3 separate regions of the Homo sapiens genome follow, and all the other regions are linked to region 2. The links are chromatin loops, found by intact Hi-C in ENCODE. Cell type or tissue: dorsolateral prefrontal cortex. All regions are shown on one strand. Region 1 overlaps EIF4G3 (eukaryotic translation initiation factor 4 gamma 3). Region 2 holds the start of EIF4G3 (eukaryotic translation initiation factor 4 gamma 3). Region 3 overlaps EIF4G3 (eukaryotic translation initiation factor 4 gamma 3).

Evidence for each region. Hi-C counts contacts between places; a loop is a spot of excess contacts. Peaks named below come from ENCODE experiments on the same cell type or tissue, not always from the same donor. Only the 100,000 strongest peaks of a DNase experiment are listed, where the experiment ranks them.
Region 1: a loop joins it to region 2, with 6 times the contacts of the local background. A loop is called at or near these places in 9 of 110 quality-filtered maps.
Region 3: it touches region 2 in a loop (4-fold over the local background); 8 of 110 quality-filtered maps call a loop at or near these places.

Annotation. Positions count from the first base shown.
Region 1 is chr1:21,113,054-21,121,053 of GRCh38, reverse strand. The region is part of intron 2 of EIF4G3 (eukaryotic translation initiation factor 4 gamma 3); the gene reads left to right. Among named protein-coding and RNA genes, the nearest start is that of EIF4G3, 60 kb to the left of the region's middle. In dorsolateral prefrontal cortex, no CTCF peak of the experiment used is centred here; no DNase peak of the experiment used is centred here; H3K4me3 peaks cover 1,029 bases; H3K27ac peaks cover 6,083 bases.
Region 2 is chr1:21,172,168-21,180,167 of GRCh38, reverse strand. It overlaps EIF4G3 (eukaryotic translation initiation factor 4 gamma 3), which reads left to right and starts at 3,271. Exons shown (of 37, transcript NM_001391906.1): 1 at 3,271-3,446; 2 at 3,810-3,993. RefSeq lists an enhancer at 3,307-3,356. In dorsolateral prefrontal cortex, a CTCF peak has its summit at 3,259; DNase peaks (open chromatin) are centred at 3,197, 3,831, 4,121 and 4,624; H3K4me3 peaks cover 4,184 bases; H3K27ac peaks cover 4,829 bases.
Region 3 is chr1:21,068,702-21,076,701 of GRCh38, reverse strand. All of the region lies in intron 3 of EIF4G3 (eukaryotic translation initiation factor 4 gamma 3), which reads left to right. Among named protein-coding and RNA genes, the nearest start is that of MIR1256, 84 kb to the right of the region's middle. In dorsolateral prefrontal cortex, a CTCF peak has its summit at 3,864; no DNase peak of the experiment used is centred here; H3K27ac peaks cover 1,640 bases.

The sequences.
Region 1 (8,000 bases), 59 kb after region 2:
CCACCTACTTGGAGGCTGAGGTGGGAGGACTGCTTGAGCCCAGGAAGTTGAGGCTGTAGAGAGTCAGGATCATGCCACTGCATTCCAGCCTGGGTGACAGAGTGAGACCTTGTCTCAAAAACACCCCAAAAACCATTTTACAGGTTAGGAAACTAAACTTGTTGGTCTGACTTAAGTTTATGCTGCATATTCCTTAGGAAGCTAGTAAAAAGTAAAAAAGAAGGTAAAGTTCATACTCGTGCTCTTATACTGAGATGCGTATTAAGTAATGTGAGTTGAGATTCATATTCGGTGCCATAGTCTTTTTTCTTAACCCCATCAATCAATTGGGATATGCATATTTATAACTGGTATCTTGGATCTATTAGGACATATTTACTGAAGACTATATGTATTTGTATAATAGTATGTTAGATTTTTTTTTTTTTTTTTTTGAGATGGAGTCTCACTCACTCTGTTGTCCAGGCTGTAGTGATCTCGGCTCGCTGCAGCCTCTGCCTCCTGGGTTCAAGTGATTCTCCTGCCTTCTGCTCAAGTAGCTGGGATTATAGGCATGCACCACCATGCCCAACTAATTTTTCTATTTTTAGTAGAGACGAGGTTTCACCACATTAGCCAGGCTGGTCAGCCTCCCAAAGTGCTGGGATTACAGATGTGAGCCACTGCGCCTGGACATAGATTTTTATTAGTTGGTTTTTTTACATCAGGACATGGAGTGCTATTGTTAGTTTATGATTTGACCTAATTTTGCTTACAAAGGAGTGATTACTCAATTGGAACAGACTTAATGATGTGTAATTGAGAGGAAATAGAGGAAAAGAAGATGGACTGGATTGATAAATTGTTGTAAATTTATAGATTATGTAACTTGTCAAAAGTGACAGCATCATTTATCTAGTATGTATATTTTAATTTTCTCCATTGTGCGAAAATAAATGCTAGAAACGATCTTTGCAGATGGACTATTGGGCCACAGTCTTAAGAATTTGGTATATTTATATTCCGTGTTATAACTTTCACCAACAGTCTTCATCATATGTTTTCATAATTGTGAATGAGACCCATATTTTAGAAATTTTATTTTTATACCTATAGAGCTGACATTTTAGATAATTTTAGAACAATCACAATGATTAATTTTAGAAATAGTTTTTAAGAGTCGTTAAATCGATAAATGTGTATGTGTAGAAAATTTCTGGAAAGATGCTTAAGAAACTTGATAGTGGTTACTTTTGGAAGAAAAAGATTGGATGATGGAAGATACTTTCTACCTTACATCCTTGTATCCTAGTCCTTTCTCTTTTATAGCCTCCGTACTATATAAATGTTTTTCTTTAACAATAATTCAGTGATACTTAAAAAAAGTAATAGTTAATAGCACAAGCCACCTGCAGATCTATAGGTTATGGTTATATCTATAGTTTCTTTGTCCTTTTTCAAATTACATAATATTTACTTTTTGTTTGCCAAATAAAGTTAACTTATTCTTTGTGTATCTTTTTCCTTTTATTCTCACTGAAATACCATTTTCTTTCACTAGTCAGCATGATTTCCAGAAAATATGGTGGCCCTTTGGGGCTATATTATTCATTTGCAAATCATGACCCGGGAAAATTAGGTTGCAAACTGTACATGAATTTGGTATTTTATTCTCCGTAGTCATTTTATAAAGGAAATTTAGCTATGTTACCTTCAATAGGTTACTTTATTTCTCAAGTCTTTTTTTTTTCCCCTTTTATTTAGTCAGACATTCATTTCATAAGATTATCTCCCAGGGCTCTTTCAAATCTCTCATTCTATAAGCATTTCATACCCATTTCAGCTCAAAAGATGGCATTCAGTAGTTCTTAAAGTAGTGTTATAAACAAAATTTCTTAAACTAGATAGGCTTCAGAATAATCTTTAATTATTAAAATGCATTTATTTGCAATCTAATTTGTCTTACAAGCTAATTCTAATGTAGCTCTTCATAAAGTCAGCCATATACATACTTAAAATCTCAGTCATGGAGTTGGATTTTTAAAAGAAAATTTCCAGTAATGCAGATATATTAACTTCATATATATGTATTTTTAAAAGAAAATCAAAATTTCTTCTCTTTTTTTTTTTTTTTTTTTTTTTTAATAGAGCTTGGTTCTCAGTATGTTGCCTAGGCTGGAGTGTAGTGGCTATTCACAGGTATGATCCTGGTGCACCTATAGCTGGAACTATAGGCATGTGCCACTGTGCCCAGCTCTCAGCATTTCTGTTTCTTTTTTTTTTTTTTTTGAGATGTAGTCTCGCTCTGTCGCCCAGGCTGGAGTGTGGTGGCACGATCTTGCCTCACTGCAACCGCTGTCTCCCAAGTGCAAGTGATTCTCCTTCCTCAGCCTCCCAAGTAGCTGGGATTACAGGCACCCGCCACCATACCCAGCTGATTTTTGTATTTTTAGTAGAGACGGGGTTTCACCATGTTGGCTAGGCTGGTCTCAAGCTCCTGACCTTAGTGATCTGCCCGCCTCCGCCTCCCAAAGTGTTGGGTTTACAGGTGTGGACCACTGCGCCGGGCCCAACATTTCTATATCTAATCTTAATACTAGAGAATGAGCCTTTTCTTTGTTTGGAACCTGAAAGGAAATGATGCTTTATGCTACCTGTAGCTTCACAGATAATTACACAGTGGGTTATCAACCAAAGCTAATTAAACTATGACAGTTTCTTTCGTTAATTGCATTTTAGTTGGTTCAGTTATGGCAATGAGGAAAATAGTTATGATCCACACCCTGAGGGTTTACTATTTTCAAAGTGTTGTATACTGAAATACGGAGGTGTCTGGTTATGAACCTGTATTACTTGTTCATATGTGAAGTGCTTAGTGAGACAATGAACTGTTAACTTCATAGAGAACTGCATTTGGTTATGCGGCCTTTGAAAAATGAACAAAATCATGAAATTTCTTAATAACTTTTCTAATGTCTTCTCAAATAAAAGGAGTGGGATTATCTTTGCTGGAATCCAAATTGCAAGCCAAAAGACTGTGTCCTCTGTGGATTTCTCAGTGAACTAGTTTGCAGGGGCCAATGTGAGATAAAAATGCAATTCCTGGAATTTGGTTTAAGAGTAAATTGAAATGTAGTATAAGTAGGGTACATGAGTCCTTTTTTTGGCTGGTCTGTGTTGAACAAAGACCTAGTAGCTGCATGCTTGGAAAGCTTTCCTGTGTTCATGCAATCTTCGTCCTTATTGTAGCCAGGCAGCTGAGGAGATATCCCCTAAAGAGGCGAACTCCCCATCCTCCCACTTCTGCTTTTAATTTTTTTTTTTTTTTTTTTTTTTTTACTATATACTGGGACAGTGAAAGGCCTTCCATTGACCAGAATTACAAAGAGTGCTTTCATGCTCAGGGTTTAGCCATACCCAGTGTACAGGGCTTTTGTTAGGGCTTGCACTAGTCCTTTCTCTCTTACCTCCCTCAGTCTTATTATTCATACTTTGCAGCAGCAACTGTATCATTTTGAGAATTTTACTTCCTTATTTAAAAATAAATAGTTGCAAAAGAAAAATTCAGTTTTTTATAATGAACAATGCAAAGCAAAGCTTTTATTGTGTTTATTTGGATAAAGAAAATACACTGTTATAGCTGAGTGCCACACTGCAGCATTTGGTTTTGTTGAAATTACTCTTTGTCATTTAAAAAGTACAGTCAAAATAAACATTATTTTTTTGTGTGTGACCGTATCTCATCTAACTCATTGTTGGTGCTTGATACTCATTCATGAGATACAAGAATCTTTTACCAGTGCCAGGTGATTTTGAAAATATTAATGTTTTTATGTTAGATAAGATGAAAAGGAGAGTTTAGACAATTATGTGGATAATTCAAAAATGCCTTTAGCCTCAGTTCAGATTGACATATCTCCTTAAGATTAATCTTGTTAGTATTGTCTTTGTCCTTCACCTTTCTTGTATAGAAGTTAACCATTAAGGTGAAATAAAAAAGTTATTATTTAATAGATATTACATTTGGATATGTAGTCTTTATCAGATAGAGCTGGACTATATTTTACAATTTTATTTCCAATTTGCAATACCCAAGAGTTCTCTTTCATTTTTTTATGCAAGTGATTAATCTTTTAATGAAATGTTTAATGCATATGGAAAATTATAAAAATAATATAACAGATACTTGTGTGCCTGCCACCCAGCTTTGTTGTATTTGCTTTTTTTTTTTTTTTTGAGAAGGAGTCTCACTCTGTCGCCCTGGCTGGAGTGCAGTGGTGTGATCTTGGCTCACTGCAACATCCGCCTCCTGGGTTCAAGCGTTTCTCCTGCCTCAGCCTCCTGAGTAGCTGGGATTACAGGTGCACGCCACCACGCCCAGCTAATTTTTGTATTTTTAGTAGAGACAGGGTTTCCACTATGTTTGTCAGGCTGGTCTCGAACTCCTGACCCTGTGATCCGCACCCCCCTCAGCCTCCCAAAGTGCTGGGATTACAGGTGTGAGCCGCCGCGCCTGGCCTGTATTTTGATATTTTAAACGAGATTTTGGAGGATTTTGTTGATCCTAATATCCGAATCTGTGTCTTATTTATGGTTATTTTATTTTCTCATTTGTCTCAAATTTCCCTCCTAGACAAGTCATTTGTTAAGATAAACCTAGTGAGTACCCTTGATTACCCTTGATGTTACATGGTTTCTGCTGGAAAGTATCAAATAGAACTTTCAAAATTGTATTTAACAATCTCAATATTAAACAAGCTGATATACTAAATTTTTAGATACTAAAGCTTGGTTGTCACATATTCTAAGAAGGGAATATAATGTATTACACATGGTGAAAATTTATTTCAGATATGTTATATGGACTGTTGTACAAATACAGGATTGAAGTCTGAGAAATTTTCTGTTATTCTGTCATTAATTCAGCTGCTATTGAAGTATTGTACCTCATTTTGACCTTTATTATTAGACGATTGCTCTTAGAGCTCATAATAGTAGCAGTGGTTTGTTGTATGCCTACAATATACAAGGCCCTGGGTATCCTTTAAATTGTCTGGGCACAGTGGCTCACACCTGTAATCGTAGCACTTTGGGAGGCTGAGGCAAGAGGATTGGTTAAGGCCAGGAGTTCTAGACCAACCCGGGTAACAAGATGAGACTCCTGTCTCTACAAAAAATTTAAAAAAAAATTAGCTGGGCATGGTGGTCCCTACCTGTATATTCCTAGATACTTGGGAGACTGAGGCAGGAGGACCGTTTGAGCCCAGGAGTTCACGGGTGCAATAAGCTGTGATCGTGCCATTGCATCCTGCCTGGGCAACAAAGTGAGACTCTGTTTCTTTAAAAACAACAACAACAACAACAACAAATTATTCTAATAAATCGTCTCATTTAACTGTATACAGAGAGCTGTATATCAGCTCTCTGAAGTAGTACACATTTTTTTTCCCCTTCATTTTGCAGGTGAAGAAACAATCTTATACAGACACATTTCACTTTATTTCACCTCAGTCTGTTGCACTTCACAGATAACTTGTTTGTTTGTTTCCTAACAAATTTAAGGTTTGTGGCAACTGAATGAAGCAAAGCTTTTGGCATCATTTTCAACAGCATGTGCTCACTTCATGTCTCTTTATAATTCTTTTTAGTGATCTTTGATCTTACTATTGTAATTGTTTTGAGGTGCCATGCTCATGTAATAAGGAAAACCTAGTAAAAAATACTGTGTGCTGATTGCTCCACTGAAAGGCCATTCCCCTCTCTCCCCATGGACCTTGCTCTTTCCTGAGATATATTGAAATTAGGCCAATAACCCTGCAGTGTCCTCTGTGGGTCATGTGAAAGGAAGGGTTACATGTCTCACTTTACAATAGCTAGAAATGATTAAGCTTTGCAAGGAACGTGTTAGCCAAGTTGTGAATGCAAAGGAAAAGTTTTTGAAGGAAATTAAAAGGGCTGCTCCAGTGAACACATGATAAGATTATACTAAGATATTTTTTGCCCTTATTTTGTATACATTTTCGCCAACTGTGAAAATGTAAACTGTAATTGTAAATTAAAAAAAGGTTTTTTTCCGTAGAGATGGGGTCTTACCATGTTGCCCAGGTTGGTCTAGAACTCCTGGCCTTAAGTGTTCCTTTTGCCTCAGCCTCTCAAAATGCTAGGATTACAGGCATAAGCAAAGTGACTTGCACAATTGATTTGCTGCTGGCACCTTAGCACAAATCAAGGTTAGTGGTACCAAACCGAGCTAATAATAACGATTGAGTTTTTCCCCAACATGCACATTGAAAACAAACAAAATGTCAGTTTTACTTTTCACTTAATATCTTTGATGAAACAGCAAAAAAAATTTTTTTTATTAAGTGTTGGCCTTCGAATATACATCTTCTTAATATTCTGTGTGATAAAATGGGAAGTACACATAAAGCAGTTCTGTTGCATAATTGTCCAACAGTGGTCTTAATGAATAACACTTGTGTGAGTGAGTGGCAAGCCGAAATGGCTTTTTTCAAGCATCACCATTTTGAAATGATAAACTGGTTATTTATGCTTGGATATTTTCCAGATAAATTATCAAAAATAGATGACTGTGCTTGTGATTTCAAGGAAAACTGTTGCCAGTGGTAAAATTACAGCTTTCAAGGGCCGGGCACGGTGGCTCACGCCTGTAATCCCAGCACTTTGGGAGGCCGAGGCGGGTGGATCGAGAACATCCTGGCCAACATGGTGAAACCCCGTCTCTACTAAAAATACAAAGAGTAGCTGGGCATGGTGGCATGCACCTGTAGTCCCAGCTACTCGGGAGGCTGAGGCAGGAGAATGGCTTGAACCCGGGAGGCGGAGGTTTCAGTGAGGCGAGATCGCGCCACTGCACTCCAGCCTGGCAACAGAGCGAGACTCGTCTCAAGGAAAAAAAAAAAAAAGTACAGCTTTCAAGTGAAAATTAGAATTTTGGACAGTTGTATCCACCACCATGAACTTGACAACTTTCCAATACTTAATAGACTTTTCTGATGAGATCAGTAGCGATATGAACAGATAAGATTTAAAAAAATTGAGACAGGGCCTCACTGTATCACTCTGGCTGGAGTGTAGTGCTGTGATCATGGCTCATTGCAGCCTCAACCTCCTGGGCTCAGGTATTCTTGCCACTTCAACCTCCCAAGTAGCTGGGAATACAGGCATGTGCCACCACATCCAGCTAATTTTTTGTATTTTTTGAAGAGACGGGGTTTTACCATGTTGCTCAGGATAGTCTCAAACTCTTGGCTCAAGGGATCCTCCTGCCTCAGCCTCCCAAAGTACTGGGATTACAAGTCATGAGCCACTTTGCCTGGCCCAGATAAGATTTTTGATACTGTACAATGAAATGTGTCAAGGAAGACCTGTATAACAGTGCACCAGTATTTTCCAGGTGACCAATGAATGATGTTACAAAATCATGGACAGGTGAAAGATATATTTAAAATGCAGTATAGACCAGTTGATTTTACTGTAACAGCACATGGAAAGTTGATTCATTTGGTTTTAGATTAGAAATTTCACCTAAGTTTTAAAAACTATCACTCATTGAATTTTGGTGTAATTAAAAAAAAAGCCCAATATTTAGGAAAGAGTGTTAAAATACTCTTCTTTTTTCCTGGTCTAAGACCAGGTTTTTTCCACAGACTTCAAAATAACATGTAACAGATTAAATGCAGAAGCACATGTAAGAATTCATTCTTCTGTCTGAATCCATTTGATAGAATTTAAAAAAAAAATCATTCAGCCTAAGAAAGCTTATTAAAAAAAGAAAACAAGAATTCAGCTGGTCTACCATTAAACCAGACATGAAAGTGATTTGCAAAAAATGTACAGTGCTACTCTTCTCCCTGCATTAAAAAACATTACATAGCTCTTTTTTTTTTTTTTTTTTTTTTTTTTTTGAGATAGGGCCTCTATCAGCCAGGCCGGAGTACAGTGGTGCAATCATAGCTCACTGCAGCTTCGACTCCTGGGCTCAAGCCATTCTCAGCCTC
Region 2 (8,000 bases):
TTATATATTATATGTAATATATAACATATATTACGTAATATATGTAATATATTATGTAATATATATTATATATAATATATATTATATATAATATATAATATATATTATATAATATATTACATAATATATTACATATATTATATATTATATAATATACAATATATATTATATATATTATATATTATATAATATACAATATATATTATATATATTATATATTATATAATATACAATATATATTATATATATTATATATTATATAATATACAATATATATTATATATATTATATATATTATATATTATATCTGCTGCTTGATATATATAATATATAATATATATTATATATAATATATTAAATATATAATTAATTAATTAATTAATAAATTATATAATATATATATATATGCAAGTGAGGTCTAGACTTGAGCAAGGCCATTCTTTGGGCTGAAAGAACAGAGCTCTACCTTTTTGACTTTGTTCCCTACAAACTTCCTCCATTGATTGCCTGTGGCCAGAATCTTATCAGGGACTTTTACATTATTTTGCCCAAGGTCTATCCATTTTAAAACAGATAAGTTTCATAAAGTGCTTAGCTAAGACTGGCACACAGTAATTGTCTGATGCTTGTAGCTATTATTAAGTTAGAAAATGAAGCTAGCTCAGAAAAGAATAACAATTAGGCAATTATCGGCCTGTTATCACCCTAGTGTAAATGAGAAGTCAAATAATTTCCTTGGAACAGGTTTTGATTGGGATAAGGATGCCTGAGATTCCAGAAAATGAAAGGAGAATCTGGGGAACTGAAGGACCACTAGGGAATTCTTCCTGGAGTCAATTATATGTGGAGAGGAGCAGAAAATCCCATCCTAAATAATCAGGTGTTACAGGCCGGGCATGGTGGCTCACGCCTGTAATCCCAGCACTTTGGGAGGCCAAGGCGGGCGGATCACGAGGTCAGGAGATCGAGGCCATCCTGGCCAACACAGTGAAACCCCATCTCTACCAAAAATACAAAAAGAGAAAAAAAATCAGCCGGGCACGGTGGCAGGTGCCTGTAGTCCCAGCTACTTGGGAGACTGAGGCAGGAGAATGGCGTGAACCCAGGAGGCAGAACTTGCAGCGAGCCAAGATTGCGCCACTGCACTCCAGCCTGGGCGACAGAACGAGACTGTCTCAAAAAAAAAAATAAATAAATAAAAAAATCAGGTGTTACAAATCCAGACAGTTTAAGATGCCACAGTATGAAGTAGCTGCTGTCTTCCAGTCTGGAGATGGGGATGAGGCATCCTTTTCAATGTCAGAAACTGTGGAGCTCTAGCTAGAAAGACGCCGTAGGGGGGTTGTGGTATCACTCTCTTTCAGATGCTCTTTTATCCTAGAAGGAGCATTTGGGGCTCCCAGGGATTGTCACGAATTAAGCATCCACTATGTGTAGAGCTTTATATGAATTAAAAACAACAATAGGCCAGGCGCGGTGGCTCACGCCTGTAATCCCAGCACTTTGGGAGGCCGAGGCAGGCAGATCACCTGAGGTTGGGAGTTTGAGACCAGACTGACCAACATGGAGAATCACCGTCTCTACTAAAAGTACAAAATTAGCCAGGCGTGGTAGCGCATGCCTCTAATCCCAGCTACTCGGGAGGCTGAGGCAAGAGAATCGCTTGAACATGGGAGGCGGAGGTTTCCGTGAGCCGAGATCGTGCCATTGCACTCCAGCCTGGGCAACAAGAGCGAAACTCCGTCTCAAAAAACAGCAACAACAAAATAGTAAGGCAGTGTGTGAAGCAGGATAGCAGGAGTCAGAACTAGACTCTAATCTTAGCTCTGCCAGCCACACTGTCGGTGCGACCTCGGGGAAGTCTTTTGTGCGTTTTGAGCCTCAATTTTCTCAGCTTTTCTGTGGTTTGATGGTATTGAGCCTCCCCAGTCTCAGTTTATTCATTTGTAAAATGGATACTACCTATTTCACAGGACTGCTTGAGATAATGAAGGGTACAGCGCTTAGTGCCATGTCTGGTAAATATTATATTAAAACTTGATTGCTCCATGACGCCTGCCATTTTTTTTTTTTTTTTGAGACGAAGCCTCACTCTGTCGCGCCCAGGCTAGTGTGCAATGGCACTCTCTCAGCTCACTGCAACCTCCGCCTCCTGGGTTCAAGTGATTCTCCCGCCTCAGCCTCCCGAGTAGCTGGTGCCTGCCACCACGCCTGGCTAATTTTTGTATTTTTAGTAGAGACGAGGTTTCATCATGTTGGCAAGGCTGGTCTTGAACTCCTGACCTCAAGTGATCCACCGGCCTTGGCCTCCCAAAGTGCTGGGATTACAGGCGTGAGCCACCGCGCCCGGCCGATGCCTGCCATTCTTTCCCACTCAATGCCACTGTGCTTAGGACAAGGCACCTGCTAAGGAGTGGGGTGTGCGGGGTTGGGGGTGGGAGTGATCTTGGCAGGTCTAGCTGGGAAGAAAATCCTTATCAACAAATGTCACCCAGCATAGGACATTGGGGAGCTGATCACTGGCTGCTGGTCAAAGGGCGCTCCAGTCCTGGGGAAGGCCTAGGTTTGAATCCATCCACAGAGCTCAGTTAAGGCTGCTGATTAGATATGGCGGCTCAGGTCATGTCCCCAGCCAATATGGGAGGCGGCAAGGTTCATCCAGATGAAGGTGGCATTTAGATTTAGGCTCTGTCCTTTCCCGATAGGGTGACCTTGGGCTAGTCACTTTTCCTCTGTGTCCTCTGGAAATGGGGCTCCTCATTCACCTCTCAGAGCGTCTGAGGAAGTGTCGACACAATGGGTGTGAAATGCGTGGGTTACAGGCCGGCGGGTGGCATTGGTTACGCGAAGTCCCCGCGGGGGGTCCCTATCCAACGGGTTCCATTCCGGTTAAGCGGTTCCTTCTCCAGGGGTTTTTCGCCTCGCCGCTGCCTCTCCGCCCCTGCGAGCGGGGCTCAGCGAACAGCCGACTCCGGGGCCATTACCATTGTTCTTCGAGGCTGGGCCGCAGGGGAGGACTCTCGCAAGCCAGACCTCGCCTTTGGTCTTTCCCTCCGCCCCGCACCCGCGCCGCTGTAAGCCAGCGAAGCCTCCCTCGCCGATCTTTGCCGAGGAAGCGAGTTAGCCCCTGAGCCCTCCCGAACGGCGGCCGAGGACGCACCCGAGCGTCTCCGAAGAATCCCGACCCCTAGCAGTCTCCGGAAAGAGCCGAAGAGGCTTCCCACCCTCGGTTTCCCGAGCCATTCCGAAAAAGTCCGAAGTTTTCCGAGCAGCCGTCCTGCCGGACTGCTGGAGGCGGCCACAGCGCCATGTTGGATGCTCTGCTCGTTGAGTGAAGAAAATCCACCGGCATCGCCTGAGCCCCGCTACCGAGAAGGGCGCCGCTTCCTCCGGGGAGGGGGATAAAGATCCCCCGCCGCCGGCCCATGAGGATATTGCCGTGAAAGGTCCGGTCTCTCCGCCTCCTGCCCCCGCCGGGTCCGGCCCCCCCCCTGGGGTCGCGTTGTCACGGAGACCGGCAGCCGGTGGTGCTGGCCCGCGGGGCGGCTGCTGCTGCCGGCGGCGGCGGCGGCGGAGGCGGCGGCGGCGGCGGCGGCGGCGTCGGGCGTGTGTGACCGGCCCCGGCCCCCTCCTCCTCCTCCCCCCAGGCTCCCCCCAGCCCCCCGCTCCCGCCGCCTCCCCGGGTCTGCCCCCATCCCGCCCCCCCGCTGCCCCCGGCCCCTGCACCCCGGCGCGCCCGGTCCCGCTCTGGGGGGGTTGGTGGCTTCGCTTTGCCATGAGTTTACCGCAGAAACCGGCTCTGAAATCAGGCACAGCGACTGCAGCAGGAACCGGACCCGGCACCGGAGCGGCGGCGGCGGCGGCAGCAGCGGTACCGCCTCCTCACCCGGCGGCGGCAGCAGCGGCGGCGGCGGCGGCGGCGGCGGCGGCGGCGGCAGCGGTCCCCCCTCCTCACCCGAACATCAGGGCCCTCCAGACTCAGGCGCCCCAACAGTATCCTTTTCACCTTCCTGTCGGCCCTTCGGTTCTCGTCGTCGCAGTCCAGGGGGACCCCGCAGCCCAGGGGACCCTCCTGCCGGCCGCCACAGCCCAGCCAGGAAAGGGACAGCGGCTCAAGCCCCTGCATCGGGCTTGGGCGGAGCTTTTGGGGTGCCCCGGCAGCAGCACTGCGGGGGGACCCCCAGACCCTCTGCAATACTGTGAAAGCTAGCCCCACTTGGCCATGCTTCTGCAGCCCCTTCCTTTTAGAGCTTGGGGTCCCTTCTCCCCTCCTCCCCTAAGGTACCCTCCCCCCCTTTATTGGGCAGAATTTGCTTGGTGCCTGGGACCAACCCTGCAGGGAAGGCTTTTCTCTGGTTGTTGTGAGGATTACACCCTCCTGCTCTTCACCTCCCCTCGGCTCCCCCTACAGCGGGACACAGTGGGCTTCCATAATTATTATTAGTACATAATAAACTTTATCGGTAAATTTCTTGTTTGAAACCAATCAGCTCGTTTCCGAGGTATGTTGGATTTTCAGTCTAAGGTGAAAATGTACAGAAAGCAGTTCCTCTGGATAATTTTTTTTAGTAATGGGAGAGTTGTGATGTGGTTTGTGGTAGAGATCTGAGGAGGAAATGTGACGCCGGACGCTTCCCTGTCTTTGACCTTTTTAAAGGAAGAGGAAGTTCACCGACATTACCCATCACCCACAAAAGTCTCACTTCTTGGAAGATTTGTGTTAGGCTGAATATTTTTAATGGGCTTTAATTTACTCCTCATAGGCCTGATGTCTAGAGAGTTACCAGGGCTTCTGGAGGAAAGTCTAGTATTGAATGTTTCTAATTTCATGTTATTTGCTCGATTGTAGAATTTTGGAGAGCTTTGATTGAAAAGACTTGGTGATGGGGTATTTTAGTCAAAAACTAGCCGGTGAAGGTAAAACGTTGAATTCATGTATTCCACGGAGATTTAGAAAGGTATTGCGTACCTGAGAATAACATTTCATCATGCATCACCTCCTCCCTACACCCACTGTATTTGTGTAAATCAATAAATAATGATTGGATGTTAGATGTGTTGTGTTTTTATGTTTGTGTCATCGTGCGTTTGACTTTTAGAGATTGTAGGATGTTTGAGCAAGTAAGAAGCTAACTGCTGTGAGGTCCCCAGATTATTTCACAGTCTGTAGTTTGATTCTTGTCTGTATAGATTACTTTGAGAAGGGAAAGCAATCTCCCTTCTAGAGTCATTTCAGGTCATTGTTTGTTTTCTGCCAAGTGTCATTTTCTCTGTTCTTTAAACCTAGTTCGTGATTTTCAATCCAGGCACCGCGGTGCAGTGTAAAGATAAATTCCATTCCAGTGTGACGTGTGTACTGATTTCATAATGTTTTTATCCTGCATGATTCTGTTCAATTAGGAATTGTTCACCGATGAGAAAGTGTGGTGATAACTTAGCGTTGCTTATGGAAAACCTGGTTGGTTTTGTTCAGTGTCTCTGGGGTGGGGGAAGATTGGCTGGTTTGCCTACTTAAAGGCAGAGTTCAGTGTTGAATCTTTTAAACCTGTCTTTGCTTACTACTTTGTGAGTTTAAATTCCTTTCTAATTTCATTTTTTACCTTGATTGCCTATACTCGGTTAGGACTTTTAAGTTTCTGAATTGTGCTACCACGTAAATTACTCATTACCTGCATCTTTGAGCTGTTTTGGCAATTGAACAGAAATAAAAGGAAACCTGTAGTAGGTGTCCTTGATGTACAGAGTAGTAAGGACCACAGTGCTGAATGTGACACTGTTTGGTGAATTGGGTGGCTTTTTGGGATACAGCTGTGTTTCAAGTATGCTTTTTCTCAGTGCATTTCATAGAAGGACTTATAAAAGCTCTGAGTTGGTTGCAACATTCAAGTAGTTACAAAAGCTGAAACTTAATTTTCTTTTGAATAAAAAGCACTTGTTAAAGAGATAAATTTAAGTGTAAGTTCCAGTGTAGATAATTTTAAACCAATTTTAGTCATATGGAACACTTACTTTTGTGTGGCTTTAAGTTTTTACTTTGCCTCATGCCATTGAAGCTAAAATTAATCTTCCTCTTGATGTGTTTCACAGCTCTTATTGTTTTCTCTTTGCTTTTACACACTGAAAGGTTACAATTGCTAAAATAGAAAATTTTATTATATAAACAGTAAAGGAAGTATAGGTTGTAGATTTCATCAGACATACCAGTGGTGAAGTGTTATCAACTGGTAATGGGGTATTGATTAAAAAAGGATTGAAATAGAGCAGTTCTACTTTTCTACCCTGAGGGAGTATGGGAATTTGTATTTGACGCAAGTGGTCATTGTTCAATAAGTGGATAACATTTAAGCATCTTGGCAGGAGTGCATAGCTGGAGTTAGCACTGTTCATGGCTTGAATAGATCTCCAGACCCTCAAAGTATGTGGGTATAGTTGTGTTTGCATTGAATTAATAAGTTCAGACAGTTTTATTTATTTATTTTTGAGACAGAGTCTTGCTTTGTCGCCCAGGCTGGAGTGCAGTGGTGTAATCTCGGCTCACTGCAACCTACGCCGGCTGGATTCCAGCCATTCTCATGCCTCAGCCTCCTGAGTAGCTGGGATTACAGGCGTGTGCCACCAGGTCCAGGTAATTTTTTGTAAGGCGTGATCAGACTGGGTTTCACCATGTTGACCAGGCTGGTCTCGAACTCCTGGCTTCAGGTGATCCGCCTGCCTCAGCCTCCCAAAGTGCTGGGATTACAGGCATTGAGCCACCGCACCTGGCCCTGATCTGGTGAAACCTGGTCTCTACTAAAAGTACAAAAATTAGCCGGGCGTGGTGGCGCCTGCCTGTAATTTCAGCTACTCAGGAGGCCAAGGCAGGAGAATCGCTTGAACCCACGAGGCAGAAGTTGCAATGAGCCGAGACTGCACCACTGCGCTCCAGCCTGGGTTACAGAGTGAGACTCCACCTCAAAAAAAACAAAATCAAAGGTCTTCTAGAAAATGTTTGGAACCCACGTCTTTTTTTTTTTTTTTTTTTTTTTTTTTTGAGATTGAGTCTCGCTCTGTTGCCAGGCTGGAGTATAGTGGCATGATCTTGGCTCACTGCAACCTCCGCCTCTTGGGTTCAAACGATTCCCCTACCTCAGCCTCCTGAGTAGTTGGGACTACAGGTGTGCGCCACCATGCCTGGCTAATTTTTTGTATTTTAGTAGAGACGGGGTTTCACTGTGTTGGCCAGGATGGTCTTGATCTCCTGACCTTGTGATCCGCCTGCTTCTACCTCCCAAAGTGCTGGGATTACAGGCGTGAGCCACTGCACCCGGCCGAGAACCACATCTTAAGTCAATGGAGAGGATTCCTGTAATCCCAGCACTTTGGGAGGCCGAGGTGGGCAGATCATGAGATCAGGAGATCGAGACCATCCTGGCTAACACGGTGAAACCCCGTCTCTACTAAAAATACATAAAATTAGCCAGGCGTGGTGGCAGGCGCCTGTAGTCCCAGCTACTTGGTAGGCTGAGGCAGGAGAATGGCGTGAACCCGCGAGGCGGAGATTGCAGTGAGCCGAGATCGCTCTACTGCACTCCAACCTGGGTGACAGCGAGACTCCATCTCAATAAATAAATAAATAAATAAATAGGATTGCCACATTTTGCCATTTATATTGAGGCTTCAATAGATGTGGCAAGTTTATGAATTCATTAATTCAGCATCCACTGTGTGCTGCTACACTCAGTGCTAGATGTAGGATTGAAGAGCTAAGGTAGAAATCTTTGCCCTCAAAGAACTTGGTCCTTTTGGTTAGAGGTGGGTAAACAAAACGTCATGAGGCAAGTACAGTGATAACTGATAACTCTGCTGTGAGAGTAGTCTGGGGAAGGAGGAATTAAGGCTTTCTAAAAGAAGTTGACATCTCAGCTAAATTAGAAGAATGAGTAAGAATTAACCCAGGTTTACATAGCTTTCTCTTCTGCCGGCCTGCTTTTTCCAATTCCATTGCTGCTCCATAGAATTTT
Region 3 (8,000 bases), 100 kb after region 2:
AGACTGTCCTTTCTCCTGTGTATATTCTTGGCACCCTTAAAAAAATGAATTGGCTATAAATAAATGGATTTGTTTCTTGATTCTCTGTTGTCTTCCATTGGTCTATGTTTTTAGTCCAGTATCATGCTGTTTTGGTTACTGTAGCTGTGCAGCATATTTTGAAGTTAGGTAGTATCATGTCTCTATTTTTTTATTTTTTATTTTTATTTTTTGAGATGGGATCTTGCTCTCTCTCCCAGGCTGGAGTGCAGTGGGCATATCTTGGCTTTTTTGCTTTTCTGCTGCTTTGCTTTTGCTTTTCTTTCTGCTTTTTTGATGTAGGTGTTTATTGCAATAAACTTTCGTTTTACTACTGCTTTTGCTGTGTCCCATGGATTTTAGTATTTTGTGTTTCTACTGTCATTTATTTCAGGAAATTTTAAAATTTTCTTCCTCATTTCTTCATTGATCCATTGTTCATTCAGGAGGATATTGCCTAATTTCCATGTATTTGTACAGATCTATTTCCAAAGATCTTTTTGTTACTGATTTCTAGTTTCATTGTATATCGGTCAGAAAAGATACTTGGTATGATTTTATTTCTTTTAAATTTGCTGAGACTTGTTTTGTGGCCTAAGTGGTCTATTTTGGAGAACCCGTGTGCTGATGAAGAGAATGTGTATTCTGCAGCTGTTGGATGAAATGTTCTGTAAATGTCTGTTAGGTGTCTTTCGTTTAAAATGCAGTTTAAATCCAACGTTTGGTTATTTATTTTCTTTCTAGATCATCTGTCCAATGCTGAGAGTGGGATATTTAAGTTGAATAATAGTTCAAGTCCCCAACTATTATTTTATTTTAGTCTATCTCACCCTTTAGATCAAATAGTACTTGCTATATATGTCTGGGGGCTCTTTTGTTACGTGCATATGTATTTATAATTGTTATATTTTCTTGCTGAATTGATCCGTTTATCATCATATGGTATACCTTTTCTGTCTGTTTTACAGTTTTTGACTTATAACCTGTTTTATAAGGCAGGAGTAGTATAGCTACTACTCCTGGTTTGTGTTTGTGATGAGTAACTTTTTTTGTCTCTTCACTTTTAGTCTATGTCTGTCTTTTTTTTTTTTTTTTTTTTTTTTTTTTTTTTTTGTGAGTTGGAGTCTCACTCTGTTGCCCAGGCTGAAGTGCAATGGCATAATCTCGGCTTGCTGCAACCTCCGCCTCCCGGGTTCCAGTGATTCTCCTGCCTGAACCTCCCAAGTAGCTGGGATTACCGGCACCCACCACCATGCCTGGCTAATTTTTGGATTTTTAGTAGAGATGGGGTTTCACCATGTTGGCCAGCCTCATCTCAAACTCCTGGCCTCAGGTGATCTGCCCACCTTGGCCTTCCAAAGTGCTGGGATTACAGACATGAGCCACCCTGCCCGGCCCTATGTGTGTCTTTACGGGGAATTTCCTATAGGCAACATATAGGTGTGTAATGTTTTTTAATCCAGCCAGTCTATATTTTTTAATTGGGAAATTTAATTCATTTACATTCATGGTTATTATTGATAGATAAGTACTAATTCCTATCATTTTGTTAATTGTTTTCTTGTTGTTTTGTATATCCTTTGTTCCTTTTTTCCCTCTCCTTGTTTATTATTTCAGTTTGTTGGTTTTCTGTAGTGATAAGATTCGATTCTTTTTTCTTTCTTCTTTGTGTATCTGATCTATCAGTGAGTTTTATACTTTCCCATGTTTTCATGATTGTGATTATCATCTTTTCACTTACGGTAACCACCCCGGCGAATACTTTACTTTTTGTAGAGGCAGGGTCTTGCTGTGTTTCCCAGGCTGGTCTCGAACTCCTGGGCTCAAGCGATTCTCTCACCTCGCTCGGCCTCTCCAAGTCCTAGGATTAAAGGCATGAGCCAGTGTACCTGGATTAGTTTTCTTTTTTAATACAACATTGTATTGGAAAATATTTTTCCAAGTTATTACACAGCAGTTATAATCTTCCTAATTCTGTAGGAACATAATAATTAGGAATTTTTAAAGAACTTTCTTCTTAGCCATTTAATCTTTTTTTCCTGTTTAATGCGTTTGAATTATTTGGTATGGAAAAGTAATGAAATTTTCTTGATTGTTAAGACAGAAAGGATTTGGTTGTAAGAAGATTTATGTATATAAATTATTATTATTTTTTTCTCCAGTAGCATTTATGAATGATAACTGACCATAGTTAGAAATCCAGATTTTTGTATTTGATAAATTTAAATACGAGATGATAGCATTTAGATATTTTCATAATGTTAGGCATTCTTATAATGTTTAGCTTAGAATTTGCCAGTCATTTGGAAATACCTAAGTCAGTTGTTCTCAACTGGAGGTGAGTTTACCCCCAGAGATATTTAGTTATGTGTGGAGATGTTTTTGACTGCCACAGCTGGTGAGGGTTGAGGAGATGGACAGAGGATGCTGCTGTCATTTAGTGGGTAGAGGCCAGGTAAGTATCTAAACATCCAAGTGCATGCAACAATCTCATGATAAAGAATTATCCTGGCCCTAATGGCAGTAGTGTCACTGTTGAGAAACTTGAATCTAGATTTTCTCAAACGTTAGGCAAAATTATTAAGATTGGTTAATATTATTAATATTTATTCATCTAGCCAGTATTTGTTCAATACCATCTATGGTACTCTACTAGATGGTGGTAGAAAAACATATGAAAGTAAAAAATAATGAAAATTGTAGTGTTTAGAAATAGAGAAACAAGATTTAAAACTGATCATTTCTGTTAAGATATGAGAGAAGGTGGAAGGATCATTTGAGCCTCAGAGGTCAAGGCTGCAGTGAGCCATTATCACACCACTGCACTCCAGCCTGGACAACAAAGTGAAAACCTGTCTCCATTAAAAAATAAAAATATCTCTTCCAGGGACGTTGTCTACAGGCACTCAGAATGATCCAGCATGTGACAATACCATCATAGACTTCCCTACAATACAGTCTCTAACAAAACTAGGCTGTCATGAGCCCTTGGTAATAGAATTGTCGACCTTTATACCAAGAAGGTTGGGAAAGCACCGAAATCTGCATGTGGCGTGTGCCCAGGGAGACTTAGAGGGGTCCATGCTGTGAGGCCTACAGTTCCTGTGAGAAGATGCCATTTTAGGTGATACCTGAACCATGAAATGTATTCAGCTGTTCATGGATGAAGAGGAAGAGCATAAACCTTCCCAATAGATATTGCAGAGCTCCAAGGCCTTAAGGTGGGAGCCTCCTGATGATTGGTGGCTCAGAACCGTGCTGTCCAGTAGAGCATTTCCTTTTGAGCACTTGAAACGTGGTTAATGCAATTAAGGACCTGAATTTTAAATTTTATTTAATTTTCATTAATTTAAATGTGAATAGCTGCAAGGGCGTTTGAAAATGCCCTTCTAGAGGCTGACAAAATCTAGGTCATGTAATTTTGTAAGATTTTGATAAAGTATTTGGGTTTTATCTGATGTATAGAAGGAGCTGTTGAAGAGTTTCTACTAAGGGAATGACATAATATTTAAATCATGAAAATACTCATATTTATTAGCAGATGAATTGGAGTTTATAGGTTACATGGGGAGCAGAATGTTAAGAGCAGCTAAGTGGCTCTGGAATCTGACCAAATGAATTCAGATCCTGGCGCTTCCACTAGCAGCTGTGTGTGTCATTGGGTAAGTTTCTTGCACCTCAGTTTCCTTCCTCATGAGTAAAATGGAGATAATAATAGTGCTGATCTCCAAAGGTTCTTAAGAAGGTTAAATGAGACAAATCCATTTAAACCTCCTAGAGCTTGATACACAGTCATCACTCAGATATGTACCAGCAGCTGCTGCCACCATCAGTAAGTATTCTATTCTTACAACTACAATGAAGAAACTATTCATACCGTTTATTTGATATGAAATCTGAACAAGCTTAGTGTGGTGTTAGATAAAACGCTTATGACTTTCATTTCAATAGTGTTGCTTTTTTATTTTTAAAAAATATTAAAGGCTAGGCGTGGTGGCTCACGCCTGTAATCCCAGCACTTTGGGATACTGAGGCGGGCGGGTCACGAGGTCAGGAGATCGAGACCATCCTGGCTAACACAGTGAAACCCCGTCTCTACTAAAATACAAACAATTAGCCGGGCGTGGTGGCAGGTACCTGTAGTCCCAGCTGCTCAGGAGGCTGAGGCAGGAGAATGGCGTGAACCTGGGAGGCAGCACTTGCAGTGAGCCGAGATAGCACCACTGCACTCCAGCCTTGGCGACAGAGTGAGACTCCATCTCAAAATAAATAAATAAATAAATAAAATAAAAAAATTAAATGTCTTTTTCTGTATAGACATGGGATCTCCCTATGTTGCCCACACTGGCGTCAAACTCCTGGGCTCAAGGAATCCTTGTACCTTGGCCTCCCAAAGTGTTGGGATTACCGGCATGAGCCACTGCACCCAGCCAGTGGTGTTGCTTTTCAAACTTTAGTATTTATCATCAATACTTATTATATATTTGTCATCTTGGAATGTCCAACTTTATTACCTTAGAAAAGTAAACTCCTTTAATAAACTACTAGATGTACATGATACAAAACTTAGGAAGTTAAGGGATAAAAGACTTGTAGTATAATTATCCATGTGTTAAATATATTTTCTCTTTTGACTTAACCGTTGCCATATTATTAGACCCATTGTTCATTTTTAATAATCCCATAGGAAGTTGTTTGTAGAAATAATATAATTTTAATAGTGTTGCCTAGGTGTAGTTGTAGATTATTGTCACTTTATGTTTAAAAGCTACTTCTCTCTCTCTGTCTTTAACTTATTTGGGAAAATAGCATTTGGGAAGTAGCTGTTTAAGTGCTTTTCTTCTTCTTTTTTTTTCCTCTCTCTCTTTTTTTTTTTTTGAGACGGAGCCTCGCTCTGTCACCTAGGCTGGAGTGCAGTGGCGCAATCTTGACTCACTGCAATCTCCGCCTCCTGGGTTCAAGCGATTCTCCTGCCTCAGCCTCCTGAGTAGCTGGGATTACAGGCTCGCACCACCATGCCTGGCTAATTTTTGTATTTTGGTCAAGCTGGTCTTCAATGCCTGACCTCGTGATCCACCTTCCTTGGCTTCCCAAAGTGCTGGGATCACAGGCGTGAGCCACCGTGCCCGGCCGTGTAAGTGCTTTTCAAATGCCAGTTTTTGCAGATGGTAGTAGTGGATACAGTTTTTATTTATGGAACCTTCTGTGGAGTGTCAGGACTGCACTGGAGGATTACATGGAGTGGATGTGTTTCTCTTTGGTTTTTTGGAGACAGGTTCTCACCCTGTTGTCCAGGCTGGAGCATGGTAGCATGATCATAGTTCACTGTAATTAACTTTGAACTCCTGGGCTCAAGCAATCTTCCTGCCTCAGCCTCCCAAGTAGCTGGGACTACAGGTGCATGTCGTCATGCCCGGCTAATTTTGTTTTGTTTCATTTTCTGTAGTGACAGGATCTCACTATGTTGCCCAGGCTGGTCTAGAACTCCTGGCCTCAGATGATCCTCCTGCCTTAGCCTTTCAAGGTTTTGAGATTACAGGCACGAGCCATGCCACCTGGCTAACATGTTTCTTATATTAGATCAATCATTTATTTTGGCTACTAAAGCTAATGTGAATTTTCAATTTATTCTTTATATCTGATATGAATTGCATTAGCTAATGTTGAAAATCAGTCATTTGCACTGAAGAACCTATTGTATGCAGGGTATGAGGGGGTGGTAGCGGTTGTACCTACTCTCAAGAAATGGAATGAAATATAATAAAATGAACTTACTAGACAACAATATCAATTAGTCCACTTTCAAGTTCTTTGGAAGTTTCTTTTTACACTTACAAAAAGATTCAGTCTATTATTACTAGTTAAGAATTATTATTGTGCTGTCAAGAATGTTTATGGAATGTCAGTTTACCTTTGATATTCTAAAACTGCCCTCTCTTCAGTTTTTGGGTGGTTCCAATTTATATTAATTGACATATCTGAAACTTAGCAAAAAGAAGGTAGTTTGTTTTTTATTTTATGTTTGCACATACATGTTTGGCTCTTAAAATGTTAGTAGGTTATATAGTTCTTTTCATTAAGGAGTTTTAAAAAATTAATAGTTAAGAAGAATGTAGTTATATCTACACCATGAAGTACTACTTAAACATTTAGAACAAGAATGAAGTAGGTATGTTTATTGACTTGGAAAGATCTCTAATGTTTTGATAAGTGGAGAGGAAAACATGTCATTGAATATTTATTATTGTGTTGTTGCTATTATTTTTACACATTTGTAAGTGTATAGAAAGGTTTGTAATAATGTGCTTCAGAGTATTAATCATTTTGCCATAGGGAGTGGAGTGGGATTTGAAGGGTAAAGAGGGCACTACTTTTTCTTTTTTTTAACAAAAATCATGTTTATACATTATTGTAGCAATTAGAGAAAGTAAGCATCAAACTTTTTTTTTCCACAGTCTTAGTTGCCACTGCCTGATATGCAAATTGGTAATAATTCTATCCTGATTCAATCACTAGATGCAAATGGTTTTCCACAGTGGCCTTAAAATTTTCCTAGATTATTGAAAAATAATATTGTATTAGCAGTAATAAGTTGTGGCTTGCCGTTTTCCTTTGTGGTCTTAAATTTATTTTTCCAAAATTTTAATATAGGACAGTTAGCTGAGTTCAAGTCTTGCATTACTTTGAAAGATCATCTTTGACTGAATTCTATAATGATTTATAAGATAACCATGATTGAGTATATTTCATTTCTCTATTCTTCCTGTGCTCACCTTTTACGTAAAACAACAAAAAAAATCTCATTCTTACCCATGATTAGCTCATCCTCTTTTCTTTCGACAAACCTCACAGTCAGTGTCATCAAATATTTGTGAAATCCAGATGCTGCTGCTGCTTTCCTACCCCCTCCTCTCCCCCGGTAAAAATTCCTACGAGTTAGACTCAGTCTTTTTTCTGTTTGGCCTTTCTTTCTAAATAGAGAACAGCCTTTCCTGTTGTGACAGCCTAAAATGTGTTTGAAGTTACTTTTCTGTGTTTTCCTAAGTACAAAATAACTGAAAGATCCTCTGGCCTCTTGGAGCTTGCTTTTCCAGGGGACTAAACATTGGAGATGTTGCAGAGCTTTTAAGAATATTGAGATAAACTTAATTTAGAAAACATATATTGAATGAGAGCTATATGCAAGGTTTTGTGCCTGGTAATGTGAGAAAGCAGTGGTGGACACTATGATCCTTGTCTTTAAGAGTGCTCATTTTACCAGGCAAGATGGTGATACGTTGTTTTAAGTACATGTGGGAATGTGAGGAAGAGACATTAATGATTATGTAAATGAGAACAAAAATATGTAAATAAGTAGTAACATTTACTGGTATAGTTTTTCTGGGTTCTCATTAAGCAAAAGTACTTGGAGGAGTGAAGCATGGTTAAACAGAGAAAGATGGTATCTAGATGAACTCTAAGAAGCCATAAAATGTAGGTGGGCAGCAAGTTTGGACTGCATCTTACAAGATATTGGAATGAGTGTACATACATCAGTTAAAGCCTTTGAGGTGGAGGATAAGGTTACAGCTACATAGTGTAATGAGCCATGAAATAGATAACAAAAATTGACCAAACCTAGGCAGAGGAGTTAACTGGTGAAAAACTCAACAGAACAGTTTATACAGGTTGAGCATCTCTAATCAAAACATTCAAAATCTGATATGTTCTAAAACCTGAAACTTTTTGTGTACCAGCATTATTCTCAAAGGAAATGCTCAATGGAGCAGTTCAGATTTTGGATTTTCAGATTGGGGGTGCTGAACTGGTAACTGTTTGCAGGTGTTCCAAAATCTGAAATCTGAAACATTTCTGGTTCCAAATTTTTCAGATAGGGATACTCAATCTGTAGAACATTTTCTTTATTACTATAAGTAACACTTACTGTGTAACAGTTACTTTTCTAAGCATTTTATGTGTATTAACTCAATCCTTATGACAAC